Regions from separate parts of the Homo sapiens genome. Here region 1 is linked to region 2. A link is a loop called in an ENCODE intact Hi-C map of the cell type or tissue named here. Cell type or tissue: CD4-positive, alpha-beta T cell. All regions are shown on one strand. Links, peaks and the distances in the headings refer to the core of each region. The heading gives the core; the rest is flanking DNA. Region 1 has its middle 21 kb from the start of FMN1. Region 2 overlaps RYR3 (ryanodine receptor 3).

Region 1 (16,404 bases), core at 4,459-12,458, 490 kb before region 2:
GTAAATCTGAACATCAGCTTCATTTAAAACATATACATGAGTGCGTGCATGCACACACAAATGCACAGATAAATGAAAATAGGTGTCAAAGGAGAACAAAAATTGACAGCCAGAACTGCTTCAGAAGTGTTCTGATGTCTACATCTCACATTGAAAAAATTAGGATGGACTGATGGATGGGCACAGGGATGGATAGATATTTGATAGAGAAAACATAGCTAAATATTTTCTACAGAAAGTAGGTAGTAAGGACACGGGTACTCATTGTATATTTTTTCTTCTTTTCTGTACATTTGAAAATTTTTATAATAAAATATTGTAGGGGGAACGGTAGCCAGTCATGTATTATTTGCTTACAGGGTCTACTAAAAATCAGGAAATGTAATAAAATCTAGATTTTTATCTCTTTTTTTTTGAGACAGAGTCTTGCTCTGTCACCCAGGCTGGAGTTCAGTAGCACGATCTTGGGTCACTGCAACTTCCACCTCCCAGGTTCAAGCGATTCTCCTGCCTCAGCCTCCCAAGTAGATAGGATCACAGGTGCCTACCACCATGCCCAGCTAATTTTTGTATTTTTTAGTACAGACAGGATTTCGCCATGTTGGCCAAGCTGGTCTTGAACTCCTGACCTCAGGTGATCCACCCACCTCAGCCTCCCCAAGTGCTGGAATTACAGACACGAGCCACTGCCTAGATTTTTATCTTTCTATAAAAAATCTAAATTCTGGCGATACTGAGTCGACATGCCAATGGATAGTTGTAGCTAAGCAGCAGCTACCTTTGCAAGCAGCATGAGCTCACCAGGTTTCCATAGTCCCTCCACTTCCTGTTATATTGCCTTATGTCCTTTCTGAGCCACTCATTTAGATTTCCCACCTGAACCCCATAGACATTTGAGTTTCAACCCCTGTAAACATACTTATGTCAGAGGATTGATTATGGGATTACTCACCTGATAAAAGTATTCACCCCACAGTACATTTTCCAGCAATTTTTGACTTGGAGCCTTTAAGGTTCTCCCTCAGCAATGTCTATAAATTTCCTGAAATTATAATGTAGAATATTATGCCTGTGTCCTTAGGCTGGAGTGCAGTGGTGCAATCATGGCTCACTGAGGCCTCAACCTCTTAAGCTCAAGCCATCCGTCCACCTCAGCCTCCCAAGTAGCTGGGAATACAGGCTCATGCCACCATGCCTGGCTAATCTTTGTATTTTCTGTAGAGATGAGGTTTTGCCATGTTGTCCAGGCTGGTCTCGAACTCCTGGGTTCAAGCAATCCACCTGCCTCAGCCTCCCAAAGTACTGGGATAACAAATGTGAGCCACCATGCCTGGCACCCATAGCTTTTTATTAGGTTCTCAAAGAATTCTATGATTCAAAAATAATTAAGAATTACCATAAATTAAGGAGCTGTAGTGGTATATTTTAAATGATTCGAATAATAATTTTAAAATGCCACTCACACATAGCCAATCAGGTACACTGTTATCCTGGATAATAAGACACCTATATATCCATTTTAAAACCAGAACTGGTTATGGTCTGTGTGTGTGAGTGTGAGTGAGTGAGTGTGTCTAGCTGGTAAAGTGAGATTTATTGAGGATGAAAGGCCAGTGCATATATAGTCCACAGACACTCTCTGTGATCCCAGCATTAGACATATAAAGATTATATGCCTACATAAAGGGCTGCTGATCTCTCCATTTCTGCTTTCTTTGCCATATTAAGCTCTTCAGTTCTGTCACTGGCAGTCTTCTGAATAATTTCGTCCCTTTGCTTCTCATTTTATTGCATCTAAGTACATGCATAAAAGTCATAATCTGGAATCATATGTAGATGATGAGTTCCCAAAAAAAGATAATTGGTTTTTTCAAAGTTCTAGTGGCAGAACCAAGACAAGAACTTGTATCTTAAATTTAAACGTAGCTTTTAAGAAGTAGCAATTCTTTACTTAAATAAGCTGAAAGGCTGGGCGCAGTGGCTCACGCCTGTAATCCCAGCACTTTGGGAGGCCGAGGCGGGCGGATCACGAGGTCAGGAGATCGAGACCATCCTGGCCAACACGGTGAAACGCTGTCTCTACTAAAAATACAAAAAAATTAGCCAGGCGTGGTGGTGGATGCCTGTAGTCCCTGCTACTCGGGAGGCTGAGGCAGGAGAATGGCATGAACCCAGGGGGTGGAGTTTGCAGTGAGCTGAGATCGCGCCACCACACTCCAGCCTGGGTGACAGAGCGAGACTCCGTCTCAAAAAAAAAAAAAGCTGAAAGAGTCTGTGTAAATCCAACAAATGGATAAGACTCCAATGTATTACACTATCTAACGCTATGGCTATAACCCAGAGATTCAGAGGGGTCTTTTGACGTAAGTACCAAGTATTTATGTAAATTTTACAACAATAACCTCTCATTCTATTCACCTACCAACTTGGTAGCTGTGGCCAGAAAAAACTGATAACCAGGCCCATATAGAACCACAAGGGACCCAGATTAAGACCTGAAGCTGCGCTCCCCAACCTTATCTACCTGTTCCTCCTCCAAACAGCTATCTACCCAGAAAGCTCACCCTTTTGGGACTTTTGGGAGGTAATTAGGATCATATAAGGTCATCAGGGTGGGGTTCTGTATAGCAGTGTAAGAACAAACTGCTATAAAGAACTACCTGAGAATGGGTTACTTATGAAGAAAAGAGGTTTAGTTGACTCACAGTTCTTCAGGCTTAACAGGAAACATGACTGGGAAGCCTCAGGAAACTTACAGTCATGGTGGAAGGTGAAGGGGAAGGAAGCACCTTCTTCTAATGGTGGCAGGAGAGACAGGAAGAGAGAAGGGGGAAGTGCTACACACTTTCAGACAACCAGATCTCGTGAGAACTCACTTACTATCACAAGAACAGCAAGGGGGAAGTCTGCCTCCATGATTCATTCACCTCCCACCAGTCCCCTCCTGACACAAGGGGATTACAATTAGAGATGATTTAGATGGGGAAACAGAGCCAGACTATATCAGGTCCCCATGATGGGACTGGGGGATTGATGAAAAGAGGAAGGGGGACATGAGCTGACATGTTGTTGCCCTCTCACCATGTGATGCACTCTGCTATACTGTGATGCAGCCAGAAGACCTCACCAGATGCCACAGCCAGCTGACCTTGGACTTTTCAGCCTCACAACTGTGAGCAATATAAACCTCTATTCTTTACAAATTACTATTCTCTGGTTTCTTAAGAACCTCAGATGTGCCTGGAGATAAACCTGCTGAAACTTTCCTCTTGGCTTTGAGGACTGGCCTGTGGTATTTAATTACAGCAACAGAAAATGGACTAAGACATTCCAATTTATCAGACTCCCTTTCATAGTCAAGCAGAAGCAAGAAGATGAAATTGGGATTTCTAAATCTCAACACTATTGACATTTGAGGCCAAATAAGTCATTGTTTTGGGTCACGGTCCTGTGCATGTAGAATGTGTAACAGCATTTCTGGCTTCTATGCACTAGATGTCAGGAGCACCTTTCATCACCCAAACTGAAGACCAAAAATGTCTCCAGACATTGTCAGATAATCCTGTGGGGTCAAAATCATGAGTGGCTTTAAATTATTGTACCATTTAATCTTACACCAACTCTTTATAAAGTTCAGAGACAAAATTCAAGATAAGGCTACAGAACCTAGACTAGAGCAAAGGTCTTTTATTTCTGAGGCCAGAGTTTTATCCACCACACCAGAGCTGCCCCCAAACAAGTGCTAAAAGGCTACTCGGCCAAAGTTCTTCTGATTTTTTTCTGCAGTGCCAATACTGCGTCTTAAAGACCAGAACACACATTAAGCCCTTCCAGGCTGCTGTCTTTTTTATTGTACTTACTGCTTTAGTAGCTCAGCCTCACCTCAGATAACTCAATTCACTCACCAGCAGATATCACTCCTACTTATTGGATTTTTGGATGGGTTTCACAATAGGTCTTCTTTAGGACAAGATGTTCAGCTTGTTTTTGTTGTTGTTGTTGTTTGTTTTTCTTCTCAGTTACACAGAAGCATCTAATGCCTGAATACTAGAGTCATGTAAGATATAAGGATGCTCCTAACCAGGAAGAAGACAATGTTAACTACTGAGCAGGGAATTATGATTCCCTGTGGATAAGGGAAAACAGGAGCAAGAACGAGACACACTTAACAGAGATCTGATCTTTCCTTCCATCCACACTTGTTACAGGGTACTGCCCCCTCCAAGCCAGCAGGTGGTTTAGTTTTCTGTTACAGTGAAAGGAGAGTGTGTTTGCTCCCACAATATTGACAGGCCAGCTGTTATTACTAGTGTTATCATTCACAAAAATACAATTCATTGTGTACCATCAGCGCTTAAATAGTATGTCTCAAAGGACTTTCTTTAAAAGGCCAGATTCACCCCTGGAGTGGAGCTGGGCCTGAGGTTACCAGATGTCTCTGCAAGTCATCTGAATTTATCATCTTCCCTAGTTCAGCCATCTGGCTCACATGCTGGGCAGAGACTCATTGGCTCCTTGCCAGAGGTCGTGTGACTTGAATACCCATATCTTAAACAAGTCTAGAATATGAAAGAGGGAGAGGAGAAGAATTGATAGAAAGTTAGTCTTCACCCTTAGAATTCTGTACTTTCAAATTTTATTTCAGAGATTTGCATATCATTGATTTAGGGCAGCATTTTACACTTAATTCATCTTGATTATTTAAACTACAAAACAAGGATAGAAACTTAAGACATTTTATCTTGACTGTATGAAATATATAGGAAAATATGAGGGATGGAGAGGAGGCGCCTTCTTTTGTTTTGTCTTTTTCGATAATTTCCCTCCATAAGCCAGTTGGCTTATCTTTGGCAAATTAAAGAGATTAAGCTAGTTAACAAAACTTCTTGCCATCTGATTGAGTTCTTAGACGAAATGGCTGGGGAGGTTTATAAATTTTCAAAAGCCATCACTTAAACAAATTTACATAAAGTAATAGTACATGGAAACTTCTTAAAAATGAATCTCTTTTATACTGTGTATGTGGAAGATTAGAAAGTCACACTATTAAATTTTTACTGCTAGGCAAATATTATATTGATACAATCTAAATCACCCCTCCTTCCTTTCCCTTCATCCTCATATTAACATATAAGGACGGCCAAGTGCGGTGGCTCACGCCTGTAGTCCCAGCACTTTGGGAAGCCAAGGCGGGCAGATCACCTGAGGTCAGGAGTTCGAGACCAGCCTCAACATGGAGAAACCCCGTCTCTACTAAAAATACAAAATTAGCAGGGCGTGGTGGTGCATGCCTGTAATCCCAGCTACTCGGGAGGCTGAGGCAGGAGAATTGCTTGAACCTGGGAGGCGGAGGTTGCAGTGAGCCGAGATCGCACCATTGCACTCTAGCTTGGGCAACAAGAGTGAAACTCCGTCTCAAAAAAAAAAAAAAAATATATATATATATATATACACACACATGGACAATTTCTGCGTCTGATCTTTGGGTTTTCAGGAACCTGGGATCTGCCTGGAAATAACCCTGGTGAAACTTTCTTCTTGGCCTTGAGGATTCAATACCACCAAGAATCAGTGGCCCAGCTGAGCTATAGCAAATCCAGTTGGAATTTAATTCAGCTGCCCCAAATCCTTCACAAACCAAATTCTGAAAATGGACCCACCTGACTAATTTGAAATAAAATCACTTGAGCAAAAACCAGCTACCCAGAATTATAAGCCTAAGAGGACAGATGTGCCACCATTCAATTCAATTGGGTAGAACTAGTCTTAATCCTTTTCTCCTTTTGTACTTAATATTTTTTTTTTATTTTTAATGATTTTTCAAATTTAGCTAGAAAGAAAAAAAGGCCAGGCATGCTGGCTCACTCACGCCTGTAATCCCAGCACTTCGGGAAGCCTAGGTGTGCAGATCACCTGAGGTCAGGAGTTCGACATCAGCCTGACCAACATGGTGAAACCGCATTTCTACTAAAAATACAAAATTAGCTGGGCGTGGTGGCACATGCCTGTAATCCCAGCTACTTGAGAGACTGAGGCAGGAGAATCGCTTGAACCCGGGAGGTGGAGGTTTCTGTGAGCCGAGATTGCGCCATTGCACTCTAGTCTGGGCAACAAGAGCGAAACTCTGTCTCAAAAAGAAAGAAAGAAAGAAAAAGAAAAACCAAAAACCCAGGAACTGTAGGTCAGTAATTACGGATTGCACTAGGGCTTAGACACTGAATATTTCTTTGGGATGGGGTGGGCAATATAGGGGGAATAATCTTATTGTGTTAAAAAAAAAAAAAAAAGCAGCCGGGTGCAGTGGCTCACACCTGTAATTCCAGCACTTTGGAAGGCAGAGGCAGGCGGATCATCTGAGGTCAGGAGTTCCAGACCAGCCTGGGCAACATAGCAAAACCCCATCTCTACTAAAAATGCAAAAATTAGCCAGGCATGGCAGCGCATGCCTGTAATCCCAGCTACTCAGGAGGCTGAGGCAGAAGAATTGCTTGAACCCCGGAGGTGGAAGTTGCAGTGAGCAGAGATTGTGCCACTGCACTCCAGCCTGGGTGACAGAGCGAGATTCTGTCTCAAAAAAAAAAAAGGGGGGGGGCATTTCCTAGGACCCTCCAGAAGCAGTGTTCTCATCCAGAGAGCCTGAGAAAATAGCCTCTCAATTAAGATTAATATCAGAGCACATAAAGAATAATGGTTTCATTAAATATTCAATTATAAGCCAAACTCCTTTTCTCTGGCTGGAAATACCTTCTCAATCTCACAAAGATTTTGACATTAGAGAGTAAAGGACAAGAAGTACAGACAAAACAAGCTTATAAGAATAGTATGTATAAGATTCCTGTCATCTTTGTGTGGGACAGAAAATCTAAGGAAAAGAGCTGGAAGTTGGGTTTTCATGTATTTTTATTTTTACCTTCAAATTAAGTCATAAAATATCTTACTTTAGTTGTCTGGGAAGATAATGTAGTTCATTCCCTTGACTTCGGACCCATTCCGGATATTTCTTCCAGTTTTCTATATCCAGTTGTCCCTGTTTCCATTTTTAGGCGAATGGTATATGATGTAAGATTAACCTTCTCAGCCACATTTATGTTTCTTTCTCTGCACCTCACATTTATCCATTATGTTTATAGAGATATGATTACACTGATTCACTTTAGACCTCTTATCCCGTGTTCTATTTTAAGGTTTCATACATACACAGTAACAACAGGAGTAAATTTCTATAACAAATTTACTCAAAGACTTCCTGTTCTTATTTTCTTTGCCTTTTATCTCCAAATAAATCAACCACTGTGTAGTTTTCATTTTGCTGGAGCTTAACATTAAACTCTGATCACTAGTAAAATATGTATACTCCTGACTGTGGATCTGTGGCTTCTTCCTATATCTCCCTTGAATTTGAACGAGGACTCAATATAATCGTGAATATCATCATGACATTAATTATGGCAAATATGTGTTAGAAACCAACTGTCTGCCAGATACTATGCTTACTGGATGCGAGAATCTGCCATGGGCCCTGAGCATCCCTGTATGTTCTTGCTATGAATGCTGAGCTCTGACCACTCTCAAGCCAGGCCTTTTCTCAAGGTTGTGTCTGTAGTAAGTAACCTTGAGGGATGAGGTAGTGGCTGCTCTTGGAGAAGAAGGAGGCTTTTGTCCTGACTACGCAGTACTTACCATAAAATAGTGACTCCTCAAGCTTAGTGTCCCTCTGCTGTAACTCAACCCACTGTGTGTGCAAGCATCTATCACAGGCCTCGTGTTGCCTCCTTAGGACTTAGCAGACAGAGAACCAGTGCAAATGAACATGAAGCCCTGGCTGCAAGTAATAAAGTCCTTTGTTTCTGCCCCAGAAGTCTCATGTCTTCTGCTGGTATCCTGTGGCAGGCTAACTTGTTAGCTTCTAAGTAGGATACAATTGCAGGAACGCCTCCACAGTTCCTGATCAAAATTTATACACTGATCATCACAACTAATTCTCACAAAGCCCTCGCGAGACCCTTATCTTCCACTTGTCCAAAGTTGTCAATACTCTACTGATGATACTTTCCTTCATTACTAAGTCTGGGTCCCATTGTCAGTTCTCTTATCAGCACCCTGAACTCCATATGCTTCCCCTGCAAACACCAGGTAAAACCCACAAAGATGATCCAATCCCAGTGAAACTTCTCCACACCTACACTGTTGAGAGTAGTCCTGTTATGTGTGGTCACTGAAATCCACAATATCCAGACTCAGCTGAGCCCTTAAACCATTTATGATTTTCTTTTGCTTGTCCTTGGGCAGTTCTTCCTCTCACTCATCTCAGATGCTTAAACTTCACTATCTTCTCTAACTCCTTGGCTCCAGTGTTGTATTTCACAGAAAGCATCGAGATTCCCAGGAAATAACTCCATCAACTCCCATTCACACAGCCCTTAAAGGTGTATCTATGTCCCCCTTCCCCACCAGGACCCCCTTCCTTAAGAACCCAAGCTGTTCAAATCAAATGTCCCCCTCAACCCCATGCTTTTGATCTACTCTCTGCCTGTTCATTTTCATTCAGCTTATGCTTGAATTCTCCTCAGCATAGAAACATTCTCAAGACTCCTAGCCTGAAAATAGAAACCTTTTCTCCAGACTACTCCCTTTGGAACTCTTTCCTCAATTCTTCCCTTTTCACAGCCAAGATTACTCCTCCCCACCTCTTCACTGTCCACTCACTGCTCTACCAGGCTTCCCACACTTTGTACCACAGAAGCACCCTGGAAAAACTCAACCAAGATCTCCTAACTACCCAGTCCAGTGGATCTCTTTCTTCTCCACACACCTAAGTCATAAGGATGAAGGGAGGGAAAGGTTAAAGGTGTAGAGGAGCAGAACTGGGTTGAGCTACCCAGGTTGAGGGACATAACCAGCTAGTGGTAACCTTGCAGGGAGCGGCCGTGAGAAGAAATGCCCTGATCTCACTCTCCTTCCTCCCTCTTACCTGGTGTTTGTGCTCCACCATGGATAAACTCAACTGACAGCAGGGGGCCCTGTTTATCCACTTCATACAAGCCAACCTCCAGGTCTGGAGAGAGCAGGGTGGAAAAGGGTGAGTGCTGGTTGGGAGAGCCAGTGTCTCCTAAATCTTATAATCCCTCGAAGCACACAGCACAGCACAGCACAGCACAGCACACTGTGTGGCACTGTGTGGGAAGATCTTAGCTATATATATCTATATCTATATCTATATCTATATCTATATATATGTATATGTATATTTTAAATCTTTAATAAACCATCTAAATTCTTGTCTTTAGAGACAAGAAGACAGCTGGTTGACTGTTAAACCTTGTCAATAGAGGGCACTAGAGAGACATTGCCTGAGGAAAGAGTTTTACTTCCCAGTTCCTAGCCTGCTACTCACAGACTCACTAAAGCCAGGTAATTACATAGCATGTCTATTTACCTCAAGACTATAGGCAGGAGGCACTAGATAAGTATTATAGCAGAATAACAATGGATTTCTAGTCTTAAATTCTATTATGAGAATTCAATATTTCAATAGGACTGTCTTGCATGCTTGACCTGGTGCCAGATCATTTGCAAACATAGTTTCTTTGACCTTGTCAAAATCAATTGACATTATGGCAGAGAATTGGTGCTCCTGGATCTTCTAAAAATGGTGCAACTTGTAAATAGCTTTGAGAATCACAACTCACTAAAAAGAATCTATTGAGAGTCCTATGCCATAAACCTTCCAATACAAACCATAAAAGAATATGAGATAGGTAAAATCTAAATCCTTTCATCAAAAATAAAACAATTACAAGCAACACAGTAAGTACAAAGTGACACATTCCATTCATTACAGATGAATGAATAAACAAAGTGTGGCAACTATACAATGAAATAGCATTTAGTCTTAAAAAAGAATAAAAGTTTGATCCATACTACAACATGAACTTTGAAAACATTACACCAAGTGAAATAAGCCAGACTCAAAAGGACACATATGGTATGAATCCACTTATGTGAGGTACCTAGAATACTCAAATTCATAGACACCGATAATAGAATAGTGGTTATCAGGGACTGGGTAGAGATGAGGTGGACAGGTGAATGAAGAATTATTGTTTAAAGGGTGCAGAGTTTCAGTTTGGAAAGATGAAAAAGTTCTGGAAATGGATAGTGGTAATTGTTGCACAACATTGTGAAAGTACTTAATGCCACTGAATTGTACACTTTCAAATGGTTAAGATGGCAAATCTTATAAGTTTGTAGATTTTTGAGTATCATCCTTTTATCTCTGGGAAGAAAGGCACAAAATAGTTCCGTAAGTCCAGAATTGTACTGTTTTACCCAATAGGTGGATTACCTACATGATTTAAGGTAGCAGTGTCCAACAGAAATATAAGCTACACGGCCAGGCACAGTGGCTCATGCCTGTAATCCCAGCACTTTGGGAGGCCGAGGTGGGCGGATCATCTGAGGTCAGGAGTTCAAGACCAGCCTGGCCAACATATAGTGAAACCTGGTCTCTACTAAAAATACAAAAATTAGCTGGGCGTAGTGGCACACACCTGTAGTCCCAGCTACTTGGGAAGCTGAGGCAGGAGAATCGCTTGAATCCGGGAGGCGGAGGTTGCAGTGAGCCAAGATCACACCACTGCATTCCAGCCTGGGCAAAAGAGCAAGACTCTGTCTCTCAAAAAAAAAAAGAAAAGAAATATAAGCTTCATATGTAGCTCTAAATTCCTTAGAAACTGCATTAAAAAGATAAACAGAAAAATAAAAACAAGTAAGGTTAATTTTGATTGTATATATTATTTAACCTAACATATCTCAAATATTAACACTTCAGCATATAGTGAATGAAAAATTATTAGTGTTTGACCCAATGGGAGAACAAAACTAAAAAGAAAATTCCTAGCGAGATATTTAACATTCTTTTATATCACAATAAGTCTTTGAAATCTGATGCTTTTATACCTACTACACTTCTCATTTTGGTCTAGCCACATGTTGTTATTGGCTACTGTACAGAACAGAACAGCCTTAAGGGCTTCAAACAAAGAGATCATGTATTAAATAGAAGTATTTTGAATAATTTGAGATTTGATCCTGCCAAACTAAACTTCATTTAATGAAGGGGATATAAAGTCTCTTAGAAAAGCAAATGCTAAGGGAATTTATCACCAGCAGACGGGACCTACAAAAAATGCTTAAAGGAGTTCCAAACACGGAAACAAAAGAATAATATTTGCTACCATAAAAGCACATGTAAATACAAAGTTAACTGATTCTATAAAGCAATTACACAATTGAGACTACAAAGCAACTAGCTAACAACACTATCACAGGAACAAAACATCACATGTCAATATTAACCTTGAATATAAATAGCCTAAATGCTCCACTTAAAAGACATAGAATGGCAAATTGGATTAAAAAAAAAATAAGACCCAAACTTCTGCTGCATTCAAGATACTTGCCTCACATGCATTGACACCCAAAGTCTAAAAGTAAAAGGATAGAAAAAAAGAATCTGTTATGCAAATGGAAAACAAAAAAGACCAGCTTTGCTATTCTTGTATCAGATAAATTAGACTTTAAACAAACAACAGTAAAAAAAGACAAAGAGGCCAGGCACGGTGGCTCACGCCTGTAATCCCAGCACTTTGGGAGGCCAAGGCGGGCGGATCACGAGGTCAGGAGATTGAGGCCATCCTGGCTAACACAGTGAAACCCCGTCTCTACTAAAAATACAAAAATATTAGCCGGCCGTGGTGGCAGGTGCCTGTAGTCCCAGCTACTCAGGAGGCTGAGGCAGGAGAATGTCATGAACCCAAGAGGCAGAGCTTGCAGTGAGCCAAGATCGTGCCACTGCACTCCAGCCTGGGTGACAGAGCAAGACTCCATCTCAAAAAAAAAAAAAAAAAAAAAAACAGACAAAGAAGGCCATCTTATAATGATAAATGGTTCAATTCAACAATAAATTTAACTATCCTAAATATGAATGCACCCGGCTGGGTGCAGTGACTCATGCCTGTAATCCCAGCACTTTTAGAGGCCAAGGCAGGTAGATCACTTGAGGTCAGGAGTTCAAGACCAGCCTGGCCAACATGGTGAAACCTCATCTCTACTAAAAATACAAAAATTAGTTGGGCGTGATTGTGTGCACCTGTAGTCCCATCTACTTGGGAGGCCTGAGGCAGGAGAATTGCTTGAACCTGGGAGGCGGAGGTTGCAGTTAGCTGAGATCACCCCACTGTACTCCAGCCTGGGCTACAGAGCGAGACTCTGTCTCAAAAAAAAAAAAAAAAAAATTGCACCCAACATCAGAGCAGTCAAATTTATAAAACAAATACTACTAGACCTAAGAAAGGGGATAGACGGTCATGCAATAGTAGTGGAGGACTGTAACACACCACTGACAGCAGTAGACAGATCATTGAGGCAAAAAACTAACAAAGAAATTCTGGACTTAAATTGGGCTCCTGACCAAATGGACTTAATAGACATCTACAGAATACTACACTCAATAACCACAGAATGCACATTTTTCTCATTTGCACGTGGAACATTCTCTAAAATTGACCACATGCTGAGTCATAAAGCAAATCTCAATAAATTAAAAACAACCAAAATCATGTCAAGCATCTTCTCAGACCACAGTGGTATAAAATTGGAAATCAATAAGAGGAACTCTCGGCTGGGTGTGGTGGCTCACACCTGTAATCCCAGCACTTTGGGAGGCCGAGGCAGGCGGATCACCTGAGGTCGGGAGTTTGAAACCAGTCTGACCAAGCTGGAGAAATCCGTCTCTATGAAAAATCCAAACATTAGCCAGGCATGGTGGTGCATGCCTGTAATCCCAGCTACCTGGAAGGCTGAGACAGGAGAATCACTGGAACCCGGGAGGCGGAGATTGTGGTGAGCTGAGATCGCGCCATTGCACTCCAGCCTGGGCAACAAGAGCGAAACTCCGTCTGAAAAACAAACAAACAAAAAAAGGAACTCTCAGACCACTCAAGTACATGGAAACTAAACAACTTGCTTCTGAATAACTTTTGGGTAAACAAAAAAATTAAGGCAGAAATTTTATACAGAAATTAATTCAAGATGGATTAAAGACTTAAATGTCAGACCTAAAACCATAAAAACCCCAGAAGAAAACCTAGGCAATACCATTCAGGACATAGGCATGGGCAAGGACTTCATGGCTAAAACACCAAAAGCAATGGCAACAAAAGCCAAAATAGACAAATGGGATCTAGTTAAGCTAAAGAGCTTCTGCACAGCAAAAGAAACTACCATCAGAGTGAACAGGCAACCTACAGAATGGGAGAAAATTTTTGCAATCTACCCATCTGACAAAGGGCTAATATCCAGAATCTACAAAGAACTTAAACAAATTTACAAGAAAAAATCAAACTACCCCATCAAAAAGTGGGCAAAGGAGATGAACAGACACTTCTCAAAAGAAGACATTTATGCAGCCAACAGACACATGAAAAAATGCTCATCATCACTGGCCATCAGAGAAATGCAAATCAAAACCACAATGAGATACCATCTCATGCCAGTTAGAATGGCGATCATTAAAAAGTCAGGAAACAACAGGTGCTGGAGAGGATGTGAAGAAATAGGAACACTTTTACACTGTTGGAGGGACCGTAAACTACTTCAACCATTGTGGAAGACAGTGTGGCGATTCCTCAAGGATCTAGAACTAGAAATACCATTTGACCCAGCCATCCCATTACTGGGTATATACCCAAAGGATTATAAATCATGCTGCTATAAAGACACATGCACATATATGTTTATTGTGGCACTATTCACGATAGCAAAGACTTGGAACCAACCCAAATGTCCATCAATGATAGACTGGATTAAGCAAATGTGGCACATACACACCATGGAATACTATGCAGCCATAAAAAAGGATGAGTTCATGTCCTTTGTAGGGACATGGATGAAGCTGGAAACCATTCTGAGCAAACTGTCACAAGGACAGAAAACCAAACACCGCATGCTCTCACTCATAGGTGGGAATTGAATAATGAGAACACGTGGACACAGGAAGGGGAACATCACACACCAGGGCCTGTTGTGGGGTGGGGGTAGGGGGTAGGGATAGCATTAGGAGATATACCTAATGTAAATGATGAGTTAATGGGTGTAGCACACCAACATAGCACATGTATACATATGTAACAAACCTACACATTGTACACATGTACCCTAGAACTTAATGTATAATAATAATTTAAAAAAAAGAAAAAAGTTTGAAGTAAGTGAAAAGAGAGACACAACATACCTCTGGGATTCTCTGGGATACAGTGAAAGCAGTGTTAAGAGGAAAGTTTATGGTGCTAAATCCCTACATCAAAAAGATATAAATGTCCAAATTAACAACCTAATGCCACACCTAAAAGAACTAGAAAAACAAGAATAAACCAAACCCAAAGGTAGCAGAAGAAATGAAAAAACAAAGATCATAACAGAACTAAATGAAAGTAAGACAAAAAAATAAAAAAGATCCTCAAAGACTACTATGAACATCTCTTTGCACACCAACTAGAAAATCTAGAGGAAATGTGTAAATTTCTGGAAACACATAACCTCACACTGAACCAGGAAGAAACTTGAAATCCTGAACAGACCAAAAACAAGGTATAAAATTGAATCAGAGTCCAGGCACAGTGGCTCACCCCTGTAATCCCAGCACTTTGGGAGTCCGAGGTAGGAGGATTACTTGAGTTCAGGAGTTTGAGACCATCCTGGGCAACATGTGAAACTCCATCTCTACAAAAAATGCAAAAATTAGCCAGGCATGGTGATGCACACCTGCGGTCCCAGCTACTTGGGAGGCTGACTGAGGTGGGAGGATTGCTTGAGCCCAGGAGGTTGAGGCTGCAGTGAGCCAAGATTGTGTCACTGCTCTCCAGCCTGGGTAACAGAGTAAGACCCTGTCTCAAAAAAAGACGAAAGAGAGAGAGAGAGAGAGAGAGAGAGAGAGAGAGAGAGAGAGAGAGAGAGAGAGAAAGGGAGGGAGATTGAATCAGTAATAAAAAAAAAATCTACTAGTCAAAAAAAAAAAAGCCCTGGACAGATGGATTCACAGCCACATTCTATCAGACACAGAAAGAAAAGCTGGTACCAATTTACTGAAATTATTCCAAAAAATCAAGGAGGAGGAATTCCTCCCTAACTCATTCTATGAAAGTAGTATCATCCTGATCCCAAAATCTAGCAAAGACACGATGTAAAATGGAACTACAGGTCAATATCCTTGATGAACATAGATGCAAAAATCCTCAAAATAATAACAGCAAACTGAATCCAGCAGCATATCAACAAGTTAATATACCATAATCACGCAGGCTTTATTGCTGGAACACAAATCTGGTTCAACATATACAAACCAGTAAATGTGATTCACCACATATACAGAGTTAAGACAAAAACCATATGATCATCTCAATAGATATAGGAAAAGCTTTTGATAAAATTCAACTTCCCTTCATGATAAAAAGCCTCAAGACACTAGGTATTGAAATAACATACCTCAAAATAATAAGAGCCATCTTTGACAAACTCACAATCAACAAAAATGAACAGTGGAGAAAGAACACTTTATTCAATAAATAGTGCTGGGAAAACTGACTAGCCATATGCAGAAGAATAAAACTGGACCCCTACCTATATGGTGAGCATATACAAAAATTAACCCAAATGGACTAAAGACTTAAATGTAAGACCTCAAACTATAAAAATCCTAGAAGAAATCTGAAAAAAACTCTTCTGGACATTGGCCTAGGCAAAGAATTTATGACTAAGACCTCAAAGGCAAATGCAACAAAAACAATAAATGGGCAAATGGGATTTAGTTACAATAAAGATCTTCTGCACAGCAAATAAACTATCAACAGAGTAAACAGACAACCTACAGAATGGGAGAAAATACTTGCAAACTATACATCTAACAAAAGACTAATATCCGGAATCTGTAAGAAACTTAAATCAAAAAGCAAAAACCAATCCCGTTAAAAAGTGGGTAAAGGACATGAACAGACACTTCTCAAAAAGTGTCCAACAAACATACAAAAAAATGTTCAACATAGCTAATCATCAGAGAAATACAAAATAAAACCACAGTGAGATACCTACCATCTCACACCAGTCAGAGTGACTATTATTGAAAAGTCAAAAAACTAACACATGTTGGTGAGAATGCAGAGAAAAGAGAACACTTGTACACTGTTGGTGGGAATGTAAATTAGTTCAACCCCCATGGAAAACAGTGTGGAGATTTCTCAAAGAACTAAGAATAGAACTACCATTTGACTCAGTAATCCCACTACTGGGTATCTTCACAAAGGAAAATAAATCATTTTATCAAAAAAGATGCCTGCATGCATATGTTTA
Region 2 (16,792 bases), core at 4,066-12,065:
TGCTCAGTGTGCATGTGTATGGGGTCTGCATGGCAGCCTGGCCTCCTGGGGCCTCCTAGGCCCTCCTACGCCCTGTGCCTGGGGCTACAGCGGCTGTGCACTGCACACCAAAGGAGACAAAGCTTCTGTTGAATTCCTGAGTGATGAAATTAAGGAGGAAAGGGAAATCGAGAAGCATAAGAGGCATTCCCTCCCTAAGAGGTCTGGAAGTTGGGAGCTAGAATTTAAATGGAACAGAAGCTAAATTAGCGTGGCAAGTTGCCAGGGGAAAGATCTCTGTCACTTTCAACATTATCAACAGCATCCCACACACATCTGGTGGTGAGGAGGAGCCCTCCCAAGGGCTGTAGGTTGCAGAATAGGATTCTGAATTGACATCAACTCCCACTTTCATAGTTGAAGTTATGAAGAATGATAGCAAGAAGGTCCTGGTGCTGACTGTCACTATCAGAGGATGAGTTTGGACAAGAGCAGGTGGAGAGTAACATTTTCTCCATCAAGGATGTTAGCTTTCAGTCCAATGGCAAGTCTGGATGTTAGGGCACTAGTACACACTCAACACAGAGTGCCCGGACTAGGCCCTGTATTATTTCTTTGAGGACAAAGGGGTGGAAACGCTTTTGTGGATGGGTTGGTGGAGCTCAGCACAGTTCCGGAGCACCAGGAGGACGTTACTTTTCTTGAAAATCTCAAAAGTTTTGTCAAGGACCAGCAGAGTAGACAGACACTGAAAGCCCTAGTTTTCTGGCAGGCTTTGGCCAGCGAACAAATCCTACCATGAAGCCAGGCACTATCATCCTAATATCATGGAAAAAAAATAGCAAATTTAAATTATTTCTTTTGTGCTCTCATTTACTATTCATTTGCTTTTTTCTGTACAAATCTATTATTACTAGTTTTTGTTTTTTTTTTTTCAAGACGGAGTCTTGGTCTGTCGCCCAGCTGGAGTGCAGTGGTGCAATCTCAGCTCACTGCAAGCTCCGCCTCCCGGGTTCACGCCATTCTCCTGCCTCAGCCTCCCGAGTAGCTGGGACTACAGGCGCCCTCCATCACGCCCGGTTAATTTTTTGTATTTTTAGTAGAGACGGGGTTTCACCGTGTTAGCCAGGATAGTCTCCTTCTCCTGACCTCGTGATCCACCCACCTCGGCCTCCCAAAGTGCTGGGATTACAGGCGTGAGCCACTGCGCCTGGCCTAGATTTTTTTGAATAATATGACAGACAATAAAATTAGGGTTTCTCCTCCAAAATATATACATGTGAATTAACCAGGAGATGCAGGAACTTTTATATTTGGACTCTGAGGAAACAGGTTTCTGACAAGGAGCCCAGCATAGCCCTTAAATGACTTTGCCCCTAGAGGATACAGATATTATCTAACCTAACAGGTATTAGTCTGCAGTCCCTGCCTAGTGAGGTCTCTTGAGAACATCCTTTAACTGTGCTTCTCTCTGACTTGGGTGTCCTTTTTTAAGGTTCTCAGTTTATGTGTCCCATCTGAATCTAACACACCGACAGGGTTGATAGACACAGCAGTAAGTTAAATTAATCCATTACATCTAGGTCTCTTTTAAAGCTTGGTAACTGAGTTCTATTTTTATATCCTTACGATGAGCCAAGACTGTATATAGAGCAGACATCTGCCATCTATAGTGATGTGGAGTAGAAACCTCAACTATTAGAGATGCCACGGGCTACCAGAAGCACTGATCTGTTTACTCCCCTTTCTTTCACTGATTGACTGAGTGACCTTCATTGTCCCCTTGGCACTGCCTGGCCTGAATTAAGGATCTTCCTGCCATCCATACCTTGTAGGACTGTGATATGCAGTGCCAGGGTAGGATGCATTTGTGATTTAAGAGCAGCATGTCTCACCTCTGTCATCTTCTGGAAGTGTGGATGGTAAGGGAAGGGGTAAGCAGTGCCTTCCCGGCCATTCCAACAGGTCCCCTTCCTCCTTTACCTCCTATGCCAATGCCAATCAGCAATTTTCAGGGGCTTTTTAGTATAACCTCTGAAGGTTCCACAGCTGTTTTGAGTCCCAGTTCAGTGATCTTTCCTTTACTTGTATAGACAGTAAAATTTCCGTAAAACCAGTATGAGCCCCAATAAATTCTGAATTCAAAGTCACTGTGGTTTTTTTCTCTTGATGCTTATGAGAGGAGTCCAAGATGCAGTGTCAGCTGACTCTTGCCAAAGATCCAGTGCAAAAAAAGGCTGTTCAGACTTTAGGATGATGCTCAGATGTCCCGTTGTAAAGCCTTTAGATCTGTTCTCTCAGCCCAGTGTGGATGCAAGTATTGTTTAATCAAAATAGAATAGTTAGCACCCTCAACTCATAATTGGGATATTCTTTTATTGTTATATAGCCGGTTTATTTGTCTTTTGATGATATATTCTACTTCTGTGCATGTCATAACCCACCCTTAAAATACAAAAAAAAAATTTTTTTTTTTGAGACAGAGTCTCACTCTGTTGCCCAGGCTGCAGTGCAGTGATGCAGTGGTGGCTTACCGCACCCTCAACCTCCAAGGCTCAAGCAGTCCTCCCACCTCAGCCTCCCAAGCAGCTGACTACAGGCGTGTGCAACCACACCCAGCTTTTTTTTTTTTTTTTTTTTTTTTTTTGGTAGCAACAGGGTCTCGCTTTGTGGCCCAGGCTGGTCTCAAACTGCTAGGCTCAAGAAATCCTTCAGCCTCAGCCTCCCAAATTGCTAGGATTATAGGCATGAGCCACTGCACATTGCCTATAATAAGAATTTTGTAACCTCAACCAATGATGTGTCTTCTATTTGCATGAAGTGGCTGAAACACCCAGCTCTCCCTGAGCCATGACAGCCACAGTCCTGCTCCCTCCTGTTGTCCTTCCAGCAACATTGAAGGAACTCATCTCACAGACGATGATCTGCTGGGCCCAGGAGGACCAGATCCAGGATTCAGAGCTGGTCCGAATGATGTTCAACCTCCTCCGGAGGCAGTATGACAGCATTGGGGAGCTGCTGCAGGCGCTGCGGAAGACCTACACCATCAGCCACACCTCTGTAAGCGACACCATCAACCTGCTGGCTGCCCTGGGCCAAATCCGCTCCCTCCTCAGTGTCAGGATGGGCAAGGAAGAGGAGTTGCTCATGATCAATGGGCTGGGGTAGGTGATTCACGGTTACGTGCTGTTCTCTCTAGGAGCTTTAAGTGGGAAAACTGACTTACCTTGATATAGAGATATAGTGGAATCAAATCATATTAAATCTTTGTGTGAACTGATTCCAATTTCACTCCTCATGGAGTCATATCCTTTGCAACCTGAGAGACCCAACTACTCACAGTGAAAGGCATTGCTAAAAGTATGGAGGAGTCTTGGGGAAAAGCAGTTACTTGATTTTAATCTTTTGAAAATAGCCCCAGGGAGCCCATGAAAACATCTGGAGGAAGGGACGGTGTGTTCAACCCAAGACAGAAATGATCTGAGCACCTGAGCTTTTGACTCGAAATCTTCCGAAACTTCCCTCTGAAAAATTGCCACCTGATCTCTCCCTTTTCTCAGGACTAACCTAGAGTCGTTTTTGTTAGTTCATTGAGATAACTTTCCCCTTAACAGTAGCTCATGGCTCTCCCTTAGAAGCCATGTAGTCAAAAAAAATTCATAGCATTTTAGACATCAAAAGGGTTTCCTATAATCACGTAGGGTAGCACTTCTGTTTTGCAGATGAGAACACCAAGGCCCAAAAAGATTCACTAACCAGCCTACAGTTTTACTTTATTAGAATCAAGAACTAGACCTACAGACAACCTCCTACCTAACTTTTCATCCTACCACCCTTGAGCCAGCATACCAAAGGAGCATCACCAAGGTGCAGGAAAGGGACCTTCAGGATCCTTGGAGGGAAATGCACTCATTCGTCAAACTCATTTCCAAAGAGAAATCTTACATAAATGAAGCGACTTTTATGGGAAGACAATACAGTTAGATAATTATTCTCTCCCCAGCCTTCGTAGTAGACATAGCAGAAGTAAAAACTGGCAATTGGAGGTGGTGTTTCCTGCAACCCTCAAGAGAAGGGGAATGGGCAGCCAGAAAGTAACCACCCAGCAAGGGAGTACACAGCAAATTACCAGGCTGTTTCTGTATTTTGATTTGCATGCAGCTTTACTCTGTGAATTTATATTGGATGACTTAAAGATGTAATTGTTCTTACATCTTAATGTCGTGAGTTTTTAAAGACTATTGTCCAAAAGCTTCATTGATATCTAAAATTATTACAAGAAAAAATAAAACAAGGGATGTTTAATAGGTCATCAGAAAGAAATGTTTCAAAGAGAAAAAGCAAGTACTTAGAAATAGAGGAGCACAGAATATTTCAGTCAGCTAAAATGGCCCTCCACATATATTCCAGCTGAACTAGTGCTTTCTTATTATCTTTTCAGCCTGTTACTTTCATATTATTTTGCCCTCTCGTGTGTTTGTGTGTTCTCATCCCTGAATTTTCATAGCATATAAATAAGCAGGTGCTGAAGACTCTCTCTGATCCTTATCCTAGAGACATAATGAACAACAAGGTGTTTTACCAGCATCCCAACCTCATGAGAGTCCTGGGCATGCACGAGACGGTGATGGAGGTGATGGTGAACGTGTTGGGTACAGAGAAATCTCAGGTAATGCTAAAAGGAGAACCTAGCCAGAACTTGTCCCTTGAGGCAGGAGCACGAGGTGACTTGTTCAGAGCCACGTGGCTGGTGTCCCTTGCCTCAGTTTCTCTTCCAGGGAGAGGAAGGGATAGGCACAGTGCCAAGAAGGAGCCAAGCGATGGGATAATGCTGCTGGACGGAATCCCATTGTGTAAGAGCTCTTGAAGCTTGGAGACTTTCTTCATTAATCCCACTGGGCTATTCAGTTGCTAAGTTTACTTCCCGTATTCGGCAGCCCTGCTCTTTCCAAGATGGAATCACTCACTTCCACTTAGGAGCCTGGTGTGTTTTGTGCTGAGTCAGGAGAAGGCTGTTCTAAAGGAGAACAAGATCTCAATAGTGATCCTGGCAGTGTTTCCCCAGAAGTGTTGATGTTTCCTCTGTCAACCGAACTCCTGAAGAAGCCAGGTTTCCTTGCCAGCTCCCTCATAAGGAGCCCGCATCAGGGGGAGCTCCTGTTGCTAAGGGGAGAGTTGTGGGGATAGGACACAACTGGACATTTATCCCAGCTGGGCTGGGGACCTCCTCACGGTTAAACTGCTTCCACAGGCAGTAGATCGGGTATGGCTTCAAATGTTGGAAATTCCAGAGTGCCAGGGTCCTAGGAAGGGATGATTTCTGGTGCAGTTTCATCAGTGCTACTGGGGAGGGGGTGGGTGTGTAGAAGGAACAGAAGCCAGGGTCACGTTCCTCATGGGCTTCCTTCTGATCTCTTGGGAAAGTGAAATCTCTCCAGAAGATCCCTGAGCACATGTCTGGATGCCTCAGCGAGCAGATAGACTACAAGTTTCTGAACCTTATTGCTTAGAGCATCCTCTGTGATATTAAAGGAGGAAATCAAGGTTGTCTTAGGATCCCGAGCAAGGTTAACACTGGCACCATTTATTGAGCACTGTAGGATCAAAACTAAGATTTGGCCCAACCTAGAGATGCTGGTTACTTTGTTAAGTAGAAAAGCCAAGTACAATCAACAGTAATGTAAGATGGCATCTTCATGCTAGACTGCATGAATCAAATTACAAGTGCTATGGAATCCCATAGAAGAGCAATTATCAATGACAAAAGTAGTCAGGGAAGACTCAGAGAGCGATGCCTTTCAGACTTGCGTAACTGTAGAGGCCAGCCTTGACCCAGGGCACTTGGGCTTTGATATACTGGTGGGCCTTATGTGTCTACGATCACCTGTGTCTGTCTGTCTGTCTGTCTGTCTCTCTCTCTCTCTCTCCCCCCCTTTCTCTCTCTCCCCCCTCCTCACTCTCTCCTCTTTCTCTCCTCACTCTTTCCTCACTTTCTCTCCTCACTTTCTCTCCTCTCTGTCTCTCCTCTCTCTCTCATCTCACTCACTCTCTCTCCTCTCTCTCTCTCTCATCTCTCTCTGTCTCTGAATTCTGTCCACTCCCTTCCTACTTGGAAACAATAGCCTGGTAGAAGGTCATGCAATTTCACATGACTTCCGAGGATGATTGGGATTCTTGTTTGACATCTATTTCTCTTGGAGGAAAGATATTTCAGGAACTATAACTCCTATGAATAAGTCTTGAGAAAAAAAATGGAAGGAGAAAGTTCATTTTTCCAAGTGTTCACACTTTACCCACTTAAGACTCTGAGGTCAGAGTTTTCAGAAAGGCCTCATGATAGATTCTTTTGTCTGACACTTTCTACTTCTCCCTACAGATTGCATTTCCAAAGATGGTTGCTAGCTGCTGCCGTTTCCTTTGCTATTTCTGTCGAATTAGCCGGCAAAATCAGAAGGCCATGTTTGAGCATCTGAGTTATCTTCTGGAGAATAGCAGTGTTGGCCTAGGTGCGTAAGTCTTCTTGTAACTTCCACATCCAAACTCGAAGGTTACACTCCCCCTTTTGACCACTTAGGAAAATACAGGGAAAGGAGCCACATGCACGCTGTGATATTTGTAAATACTAGAAGAGACTCTGCCTGATTTAAAACAATTGAAGTAACGATGCCACAAGAACGTTCTCCAACAGAAGTAGAGATGTTGCTACCAGCCAAGATTGGTGACAGTTTAGTGTTGGCATAGTCGTACAGTTTTACCTCATCTCTCTTGGGACCAGTGGCCCATGGTTTACAAAATGCCCCTGGGATTGCAGGTATAGTCTGGGGGCACAGCTCTTCCCAGCCCACTCAACTGACCAGGGAGCAGTGCTGATGAGACCAAGGTCATGGATCGGATCTCGTCTTGGCAGGCTGGCTGCAGGCTGCATACCTGTCCATCAACCTCCCAGCAAGTGCTTTCCTTAGCGGGGAGGCAGACTGGCCAAGAGCAATCGTGGATAAACAGTGTAAATCCACCACTACCACTAGAAAAGCAAGTCACTGCATATGCCTTACTCACTGTTCTGGGTATAAACGAAATGAATGTGTGTAATACACAAATACTTGCACTTGAAAACTGAAGTTTCACGGGTTTTTATTTCTCAAATGCAACCTCAGGCTACTAACCTTTTTGTAAAATGCCACCTGAAGTTTTTCTTAATTCTAGCCTGAGAACCAAACAAACAAGTCAAAAACAACATTGGTGACCTGGTGAAACTATATGAGCTAATGCTGTTTGATGCTATTTTTAAACTCTAGGTGGTAGCCCCAGAAATATACAGGTTCCACTGGGCTTAGTTGGTCGAGTGGCATCTGATATGGGGGCCTCAAGAAGTTTTGTGTTAGAAAAGCACTTGGAAATACATGGTCCCGGTTGGTAGTGTGAACCGATTTTGTATTAATTCGTATTCACGGCAATGAATGTGGGGAGGAAGGATAGCTAATAGAGCTGTTCTTAATGCAAGCGGACTGTCCCATTGGAGAACGGTCATGTAAGCCAGGTTTCAGTGTGTTTGCTGCCCTCTCCTGTCCGCTTACGTGCACTGCAGTCTCAGCTCAGCACTGAGTGTCTTCCTCTGTCCTTTTCTTGCTAATTCTCCCCTCCTCCCTCAGCCTCCCCGTCGATGAGGGGATCCACCCCGCTGGATGTGGCAGCTTCCTCTGTGATGGACAACAATGAGTTAGCGCTGAGCTTAGAGGAACCAGACCTCGAGAAGGTAACCGGCCCTTGGGGTGGCAGTGTGGTGTTCTCTTCGGCCTGTAGTGCAGCTAAGCTAAGGATAAGCAGACCACGGATGGAGTCTCTGTCACTGTATCGTCATCTTGGTGGGCTTGTAGGGAAAGTGTGAAAGAATGTGAGTAACCGGTAGCAGCACAACGATTATGACCAAGGGATCTCCTGTGAACACAGGTAGCCAACTTCAGAGACATGTGGACATTTGTGTTCTTCGTGTGTGGAAGCCCAGCCTCGTTGGTCTACATGGAACATTACCAGATGCCGGTGGTTCCTAATAAAGTTCTGCGTAATTTACAGATTTATAAATCTACCTATGGAAGGAAGAGACATGGCAGAATACTGTATAATCAGTGTCCTTTCCATGTGTAACTGAGACAAACTGAGCTGCCCTCTGCTGGGAGTGTGGATGAAGCTCCTGGTGGTGGAGCTGGTTGAGGCGGCCTCACTACGTCTTTTCCCCATCCCTTTCTTTAAATGATGTCCTTGACCGGAGGGCTGACAGGATTCACAGTGTGACCTTCTGAGTGGAGCAGAGCAACCTGGAGGGGGAGGGGGGTGGAGAGGAGGGACGTGGGCAAGTCAAAGACAAATCAAAGGTCATCATTATGTAGGGGGTTTGGGAGCACACGGAAAAGGGCACCTGAGCCTGACTAGGGGATTGGGAAGGTCACTCAGAAACAGTCATGACTTGAGGGATGAGTAGAAGCTGATCAGCCGCATTGTTGGGGAAGCATGCCAGGGATGTTTGCATGTCCGAGAGGAGAGTATGGCGTGCTGGGGAATAGGAGACTGGGTATGACTGAAGCACAGAGTACCTGGGGGATGTGGTGAGAATGCAGCAGAAGCAGTGAGGAATTGAACTTATGCTACCATTTCTATTACTAAAAGAAATTCATGCTCATACACTGTGCCAGGCTTTATTCTGAATGCTTCCCACAAATGAACTCACGTGACCCTCAGACCAAGCCCTTTCATTGTTGCCTGCCAGTTACGGGCAAGGAAGTGGAGGCATAAAGAGATTGGGTGGCATCCTCAGTGTCATGCGGTTAGTCAGTGGCACAGCCAGGCATCGAGAGCGCTGGGCTGTGGAGGCAGTGCTCCTACCCATTTTATTACAGGAGGTCACCGTAGAGCCAAGAGTGGTGGAAACCACTGGAGAGTATTAGGCAAAGGGGCAACACGATACAATTCATATTTTAGAAAACACCCCAGTTTCAGTAAGAAGAACTGAACAGAAACAAGTCTTGAGGCAAGGAGGAGAGTTTTGGTAGTAATCAAAGCCCAAGACTGTGCTGGCTTCAATTAATATTGATGCAGTGGGTGTGAGAAGCGTTTGAAGCCAGGGGACCGATCTATCACAGGACAAGTTGCAGCCATTAATTAGATATCAGTTCAGCCCATGTTTTCCTCCAAGGAGTGCAGGAGGTAGAGCAGATCTGAGGAGGCCGGCGATGAGTTTGGGGTCTGTCAAGTTTAAGGGGCCCCAGGGCTCCCAAATGGCATTGTCAAGTAGGGAATTGACGACCTGGCAGTATATCTCAGGAGAGCTCTCTGAGCTGCAGATAGAGCACACAGAGGGTGGTTGAAGCGCTGGGGGTACATGAGGTGACTCCAAGGGCTGGTCTGGAGCAAGAAAAGAAGCATAGCCAGGCCAGAGCCCTGAGGACCACCAGCATATTTAAGGGAGTCGCTGAGGAAAAGGCACCAACAAAAAACAGGAAGAGGAGCAGCCAAAAGGATGAGAAAACCCAGCAAATCTAGTATCTGAGAAGCTGAGAGGGAAAATTGAGAAATAAATACACATTTTTTTCTTCGTGTCGCATAGTGAACGTGGGGTGGCTCAAAGAAGACAGGGTGAGGAAAGAGAGAGAGGGGTTGTCTTGATTAAACGATTGTGGCAGCAGATGGCCTTCCTCTAGCTGAGGCAGCCACACAGAACACAGATTTACCACTCACGAAGATTCTGCTGTTTCAGGCCTTGGCAGAGAATCATTGGCCAAGCTGCAAAACCATGTCTGATCTATTAAGATGAGATGATAATTACCCACCAATAATTCGTTGACATTTTTCAGTTAGTAAATTCTATTTCAAATGCATTCAACTGATAATTACTGAGGGCCTATCATGAACCAGACAGACAAAACGCCCGTGTTTGTGCAGCATATTTCTAATGGGAGGAACTTTCCTTGTAGTCAGAGAGGATATTACTTTGCTGGGGCTGCCATAACAAAGTACCACAGGTTGGGTGACATAAACATCGGAAATTTATTTTCTCACAGTTCTGGAAGCTGGAAGTCCAAGATCGAGGTGTGCGCAGGTTTGGTTTCTTCTGAGGCTTCACCTCCTGGCTTGCAGATGGCCACTGTTTTGCTGTGTCCTCACGTAGTCTTTTCTTTGTGTGCACGTATCCTTGCTATCTCTCTGTGTGTCCAGATTTCCTCCTCTTGAAGGACATGACCCCAACAACTCAGTTTAACTTAATCACCTCTTTACAGCCCCTATATCCAAATACAGAAACATTCTGGGATATTGAGGGTTAGGGCTTCCACATGAAATTTGCGGGAGACAATTTAGCCCATGACAGAGGGGTTTGTCTTTGAGTTGGTCATTTTATTTTGTTCTTTAAAGTATTTTGAAATATCAGACATTTTTACAATAATATTTTGAGGCGACAAATTTAAGTGAAAGCATTTTTTTTTATTTTGTCAGATTCAATCAGTATTTCCAATGGACTTCATTGGGTCCCTTATAAATCATTAAGTTAAAAGCAGGAATCAAGGAAAGAATCTATTTACTGGCCTTATCAAATATGATGTTTATCAAACAACCCAATACCATAATAATACCATAATAGAAGAACCTTGCTTTTTAACATTCTGTTAAAAGAGGGCAGTCATGGTGGCTCACGCCTGTAATCCCAGCACTTCAGGAGGCCGAGGCAGGTGAATCATTTGAGGTCAGGAGTTCAAGACCAGTCTGGCCAACATAGCAAAACCCCATCTCTACTAAAAAGAAATACAAAAGTTAGCCAGGCATGGTGGTTGGTGCCTATAGTCCCAGCTACTCAGGAGGCTGAGGCAGGAGAATTGTTTGATCCCGGGAGGCAGAGGTTGCAGTGAGCCGAGATCATGCCACTGCACTCCAGCCTGGGAGCCTGGGTGACAGAGCGAGACTCCGTCTCAAAAAAAAAAAAAAAGAAAGAAAAAAATCTGCTGAAAGAAGTCCCAGTCAATATAACTTACGGTTAACTTTAATAAGCAATCCCAGCTGCAAACGGAGTAAGTGAAAATGACCAGACCAGAGGGAAATGTTAGAAGTTGCTCCTCCAGGCTCTGTAGGCCTGTGTTGTGAAGGGTACCAGCCACCTCCTGCATACACACAAGACTCAAGCACCATGCCACCTGTCGTGAGAGCTTCCATAAATGCTGTGTCTATTCATGGTCTCTGCATCTAGAGGGAGAGACCTCAGCCAAACTCTGTTATTCGTACATTTAGATGACAATAAATAGCTCAGTGTTTTAGGTGGTATGACGATAACCGATGCTTGTGTGAAAAGCAGCTGAATGGGTCTTTTTGGACAAGGCAATGCCACAAGGTTTTGAACTCCATATCCTATTCTCAGCCTCAGTTCATCTTTTGAAACAGTGTTGCTCAGCAAAGACATGGAGCCTCCATTGGAAGAAGTCAGATGTGATTAACGCAGGCCAGCAAGCTGGAGAGGGAAGAAATGGGCGCTTTGGGAAATCTGTAAAGGGGATGAGGTTTGCCACACCGTTTTCAAGTAGTTGGGGTGGCTTAGCACACTGCTATAGACTTTATTCAGCCCAATGTCAGGAAATTACCCAAGTTTGGTTCACAGGAAAGAACAGCAAAGGACTGGTATGCTGGAGTTTCTTCCTTCTATTGATCACGCCAGAAATTAGATCATTTAGGATTGAACAGTAGCCCTACCCCAACACATACACACACGCATATGCACACACACATGCACACACACTCTTTCTCTCTCTCTCTCTCTCTCTCTCTCTCTCTCTCATATGGGCAATTATAGCAGCCTGTGAAATGTCTGCACCTGCAATCTTGAAAACTCTGCCCAATTCTGGCCCTTATTGATGCTTCCCTGACATTTTAAAGACAAAATCAAATCTGAACTCTAAGCAGAATATTATCTTTACTGGTTTAAGAAGGAAAAAGTGTGGTGATAGATTCTTGCTGAGTTTGGCCTTATTTTTATTATACTTGCAAAATAGAATATTTGACATCAGCAAGTAAGTGATTCATTGAACAAACATTTATTGAACAGCTACTATGTGCTAGGCCCTGGAGGTTAAAAAAAATCTTAAAAAACACCATCTCTGACTTTGAGGATTTTGGAGCACTGTGGATTCTCCTCTTCTCTGTGTATACATAAGATATCAAAGGTGAAATTAGAATAGCAACTGCGTTTTAATCAAAGGTATATTTGCCAGGCTTTTTGCCTGAAAGCTGCTGAAAAGTAGAACAGAATCTAAAATCTTCTGTAAGATCCTAGCACAGAGATCTCGTGATAAGTGTCTGGTAACCTGGAAGCAAAGAGACCACCACCAGTCCCAGTCCTTAATGGATGGGGATCTCTTTTTCTGGCCATCCCAACCTCAACATCTTGGCTTTTGACTTTGGACAGCTGTTGTGGATGCAGAACGAGAGTAGACACCCCTGATTACTCAAGGGCCCACTCTGGGTCAGTCAGTGACTGAATATTGTAGCCTTGCAATACCATGGCCAAGTGAACATGGCCCGCCCCCAGTGGGCCCTTCTTTTCCTGCACTGTTGTCTCCCCAGATGTACGCTAGCTAGGCTTATTTTTAAATGACAGCTCCCTCTTGCCAGAACTGGAAAAACCAGGAACTGACAGTACATGGTGTGTTCCTACATAACAATGATAATCAATCTTGTTAATCACTTGGAAACAAAAAATGAATTGGAGGCTCTTTCTAGCCTCCAGGGAAATGGAAGCCTTTCAGTTCTTAGAATTTCACAGGCCTCACAGCTATCTTATAAAAAAAAAAATAAAAACTTGAGCAGTTCTTTCTTTGTTTGTTTCTTACATACGTGTAAGATTTATTTTTAAATTTTATTGTGTTAAAATACACAAAATATATAATTTACTATCTTGATCATTTTTAACTGTATGTGTAGTATTCAATACTTTTGTAATGTTGTTGAACTGTCACCACCATCTATCTCCATAACTCTTTTCATCTTGTAAAACTGAAATTCTAGACCCACTTAACAATAACTTTCCATTCTTCCCTCCCCTCCCCCAAGTCCCTGGCAACCACCATTCTACTTTCTGTCTTTATGGGTTTTACTACTCAAATTACCTCCTATGAATGGAACGATACGGTATTTGTCTTTTTGTGACTGGCTTATTTCACTTAGCGAATGTCCTCAATGTTCTTCACGTTGTAGCATGTATCAAGATTCTGTTCCTGTTTAAGGCTGAATATCCCATTGTACGTATATATCACGTTTTGCTTATTCATTCATTCATCCATCAGTGGCCACGTGGGTTGCTTCCACATTTTAGCTTTCAATTATTTGGGGGTATATACCCAGAAGTGAAATTGCTGGATCATATAGCAATTCTGTTTTTAATTTTCTGAGGATCTGTAGTACTGTTTTCCACAGTGGCTGTACCATTTTACATTCTCACCAGCAATGCACAAGAGTTCCAACTTCTCTACATCCTCAACCAACACTTGTTATTTTTTGAGGTGTGTTTTTTAATAGCCATCCTAATGCGTGCGAAAGAACACTTTTGTACTGTTTCTGGCAGGTGGTGACCTACTTGGCAGGCTGTGGCCTACAGAGCTGCCCCATGCTTCTGGCCAAAGGATACCCTGATGTCGGCTGGAACCCCATTGAAGGGGAACGCTACCTGTCCTTCCTGAGGTTTGCTGTCTTCGTGAACAGTGAGTCCCACATTTTTCCATACCTCTTATACCCAGAATAGCATGATCGTGGATACCTACAAGGAAAAGGATATCCTTTCCATTGCTTCTTATCTGAAAATAGGGGGTTGGTGGCTGGCAAGAGAAATCTTAGGGAGAATCACAGGTGTTTGGTGGCTGGCAAGAGAAATCTCAGAATCAGGCCAGACAAGGATAAAGAGTAGAGTCCAGTGAACAGAGCACTGAGCATTAGTCCCAGGTCCAGCAAGAAACTCACCGCAGAGAGGTCATCTCTCTGCACTGTAAAAGGGGGCCTTATGAATATCATCATTAATACCTCACCTGTTTCACAGAGCTAAATGCACATGTACATCTAGATCCCTGGACTGTTGGATGGATGGATGGATGAATGAATAAAATCAAGTATAACTGAGTAGCTGTAAAAGATAAGTAAACTCCCAGGAGAAAAAAATTGCTATAACAACCCTAAATATTATTTGTCATAATACAATCTACCTCCCATTTATAGTGAATTCCAACACAACCAGAATTCTTTAGTTGCTCTGGAATAATATGCTGAATATTATGTAAATAAGTGGGGTACTTTCTTGAAAATGAGCCTTGCCTCCTAAGAATTTTTGTTATAATACTAATTCATTTGTATTGACATTATAGTTATAGTCCCTCTCTGTTCTCTCAGTTTGGGGTTCCAGGCTAACAAATTGCACTAAGCAGGTTAGGTGATCTCAAAGAGAGATTGCAGCTAACACACAATCATGCCAGTTGTTCTAAGAATTTGTCTCAAAATATGTTGATATAATGTGATCATTATATTCCCGTGTGCTTTTCTTGTTGTCTCTCTACCCTCCCATTTCACCTGCTTACTTTTCTTCACTGTACTATACTATAGTCTTAATATTTAAATGGTTTCTTTTCTCCTTGTCCTGGTTAGATTGCAGGCCTTGAGGTGGTTGCTTGTTATCCCTGGAACCCACCCAGCCAACTTCCTAATCAACTCTCTCTGCTTCTCTCTGCGTATTCATCACTGCATCCTTCTTGTTTATCACCAGCTTTGCTAACCTCCATTTTCTTCTCTTGAGGGCAGTTTTAGAGTATCCTCTAATAGCCTGGTTCACTTTGTATCCAAATTATCACATGTCCAGAATTAACACGGAGTTACTGTAGGAGTAAAGCAAATTTGTGGGTGTATGAAATGGATATTAAGAATTTATACAGCTCGCCAAATTATGTAAATAGATTGTTTGCAGACAAATCTGATCAAGGCAGAACCAATTTATTCATCTTGGTCACCTTCACAGTCAAGATCAAGAGCTTTTTGAGTCATTTTATGAGACCATCTACCTGGATCGTGAAGGTAAAGGAATCGACTGGCTCTTCTTCTACCCGGATTGCTAAATTCTAACACTTGCTTTTGTGGGTTAGGTACAACAATATTGAACTAAACTCTAGACCAAAAGGTTTGGTCCACCCCTTTTGTTTTCAGGTTATTTTATATCTTTTCAATATATTTTCTGCACTACAATTCTATAATGCAACAAACTCTGGCAAACTGGCCCATCAATAGAAATATTTGTGGATTTCAGTTTAATGTTTGTCTCTATAATAGTGTTATATATATAAAGTTTCGGTGCCACAAAAGAAATAGCACTTGAATATAAAATTTTCTTTTTAATTCTCAGCAAGGCAAGGTACTTCTTTAGAAGGGTGTGCCCTTACAGATGGAGCAATGGTGAGCACACACTTGGACAAAGGAGGGGAGGGGGTTCTTATTCCTGATGCACGTGGCCCCTGCTGCTGTGTCGTTCCCCTATTGGCTAGGGTTAGACCGCACAGGCTAAACTAATTCCCATTGGCCGATTTAAATAGAATGACGGGGTGAGTGCTTCGGCGGGAGTCAGGACAGAGCAGGTAGCAGGTAATCAGAATAAGTCAGGGTGGAGCAGGTGATCAGAATGAGTCAGGGTGGAGCAGGTAATCGAAAAAGTTTGCTTTAGGAGGAAGTTAGGTTTGAAAGTAGAAGGCAAAGAATTGAACATAATGACATATTAATTCTTTGAAAAGAAATTTAGAGCTCATATCTAACAGTAGCCGTGTCTAGTTTTGGCAAAGGATGTCAGCTTCTCCTTTCAAAGAATTTTCAGTCTTTTAAGGGGAGCAGACATGGACAGAGATCACTACAATAAAAGTAAGTGGAGTAAGGCAGGGAGAGAGCACTGAAGGGGTTCAAGAGGGGAAACTTATATCTTATTGAGGAGATCAGAAAAGGCCTAATGGAGGAGGTGATGTTAGAGATAAGCTTTGAAAGGTCAAGTTTCCAAATACATAGATTCAGTTGAGAAGCAGCATGTACAGTAGCTGAAAGGCTAAAGCATGCTGTGCTCAGGAAACCTAGTGCTATTGTTTAAATGTGTCCCCTAAAAAGCATGTTTTAGAAACTTAATCCCGAGAGTTGGGAGATGGGGCCTAATTGGAGGTGTTAGGTCATGAGGACCCAACACCTCATGAATGGGTTAATGCCCATTATAAAATGGCTGGAGGCCACGAGTTCAACATCTTGCTTTCTTGTGCACACTCTCTTGCCATGTGATGCCTTCTGCCATGTTATGATGCAGTGAGAAGGCCCTTAACAGATGCACCTCCTTGATCTTGGACTTCTCAGCCTCCAGAATCATGAGCCAAATAAACCTCTATATTGTATAAATTACCTAGTCTTTGATATTCTGTTATAGCAGCACAAAACAGACTAAGATACCTTAGTCTGGAGGGTAGATGCATGGATGGCACTGGTAAGACATGCGGTTTAAAAGGTAGGTGGTTATAATGGGGAAAACCTAAATGCCAAGTTGAAAAGTTTAGTATTGATTCAGCGTGTAGAGAGCTGTAAAACTTTTTAACAGAAGAGAGACTGATGGGTTGATACCCACTCATGGGTTCTGTACTCAGGTTAGAATAATGAGTTTCTAAATTATTATGGTGTTGGTAAAATGGACTAGAAGAGATACATTTGAAAGAAATTACTGAGGTGGAATTCACAGGACTGTATTAGACCATTCTTGCATTGCTATAAAGAAATACCTGAGACTTGA

What was found. A loop is a pair of places that touch in the nucleus more often than their neighbours do. Peaks named below come from ENCODE experiments on the same cell type or tissue, not always from the same donor. Only the 100,000 strongest peaks of a DNase experiment are listed, where the experiment ranks them.
Region 1: it touches region 2 in a loop (9-fold over the local background); 5 of 110 quality-filtered maps call a loop at or near these places.

What each region holds. Positions count from the first base shown.
Region 1 is chr15:33,207,124-33,223,527 of GRCh38, forward strand. No RefSeq gene overlaps it. Among named protein-coding and RNA genes, the nearest start is that of FMN1, 21 kb to the left of the region's middle. In CD4-positive, alpha-beta T cell, for the core only: a CTCF peak has its summit at 9,348 (motif pointing right); a DNase peak (open chromatin) is centred at 9,348.
Region 2 is chr15:33,693,349-33,710,140 of GRCh38, forward strand. RYR3 (ryanodine receptor 3) reads left to right here. Exons shown (of 104, transcript NM_001036.6): 39 at 2,870-3,143; 40 at 4,534-4,648; 41 at 6,356-6,485; 42 at 7,629-7,732; 43 at 13,571-13,706. It also overlaps the pseudogene C1QBPP3. Among named protein-coding and RNA genes, the nearest start is that of CHRM5, 270 kb to the right of the region's middle. In CD4-positive, alpha-beta T cell, for the core only: CTCF peaks have their summits at 7,541 (motif pointing left) and 7,767; a DNase peak (open chromatin) is centred at 7,543.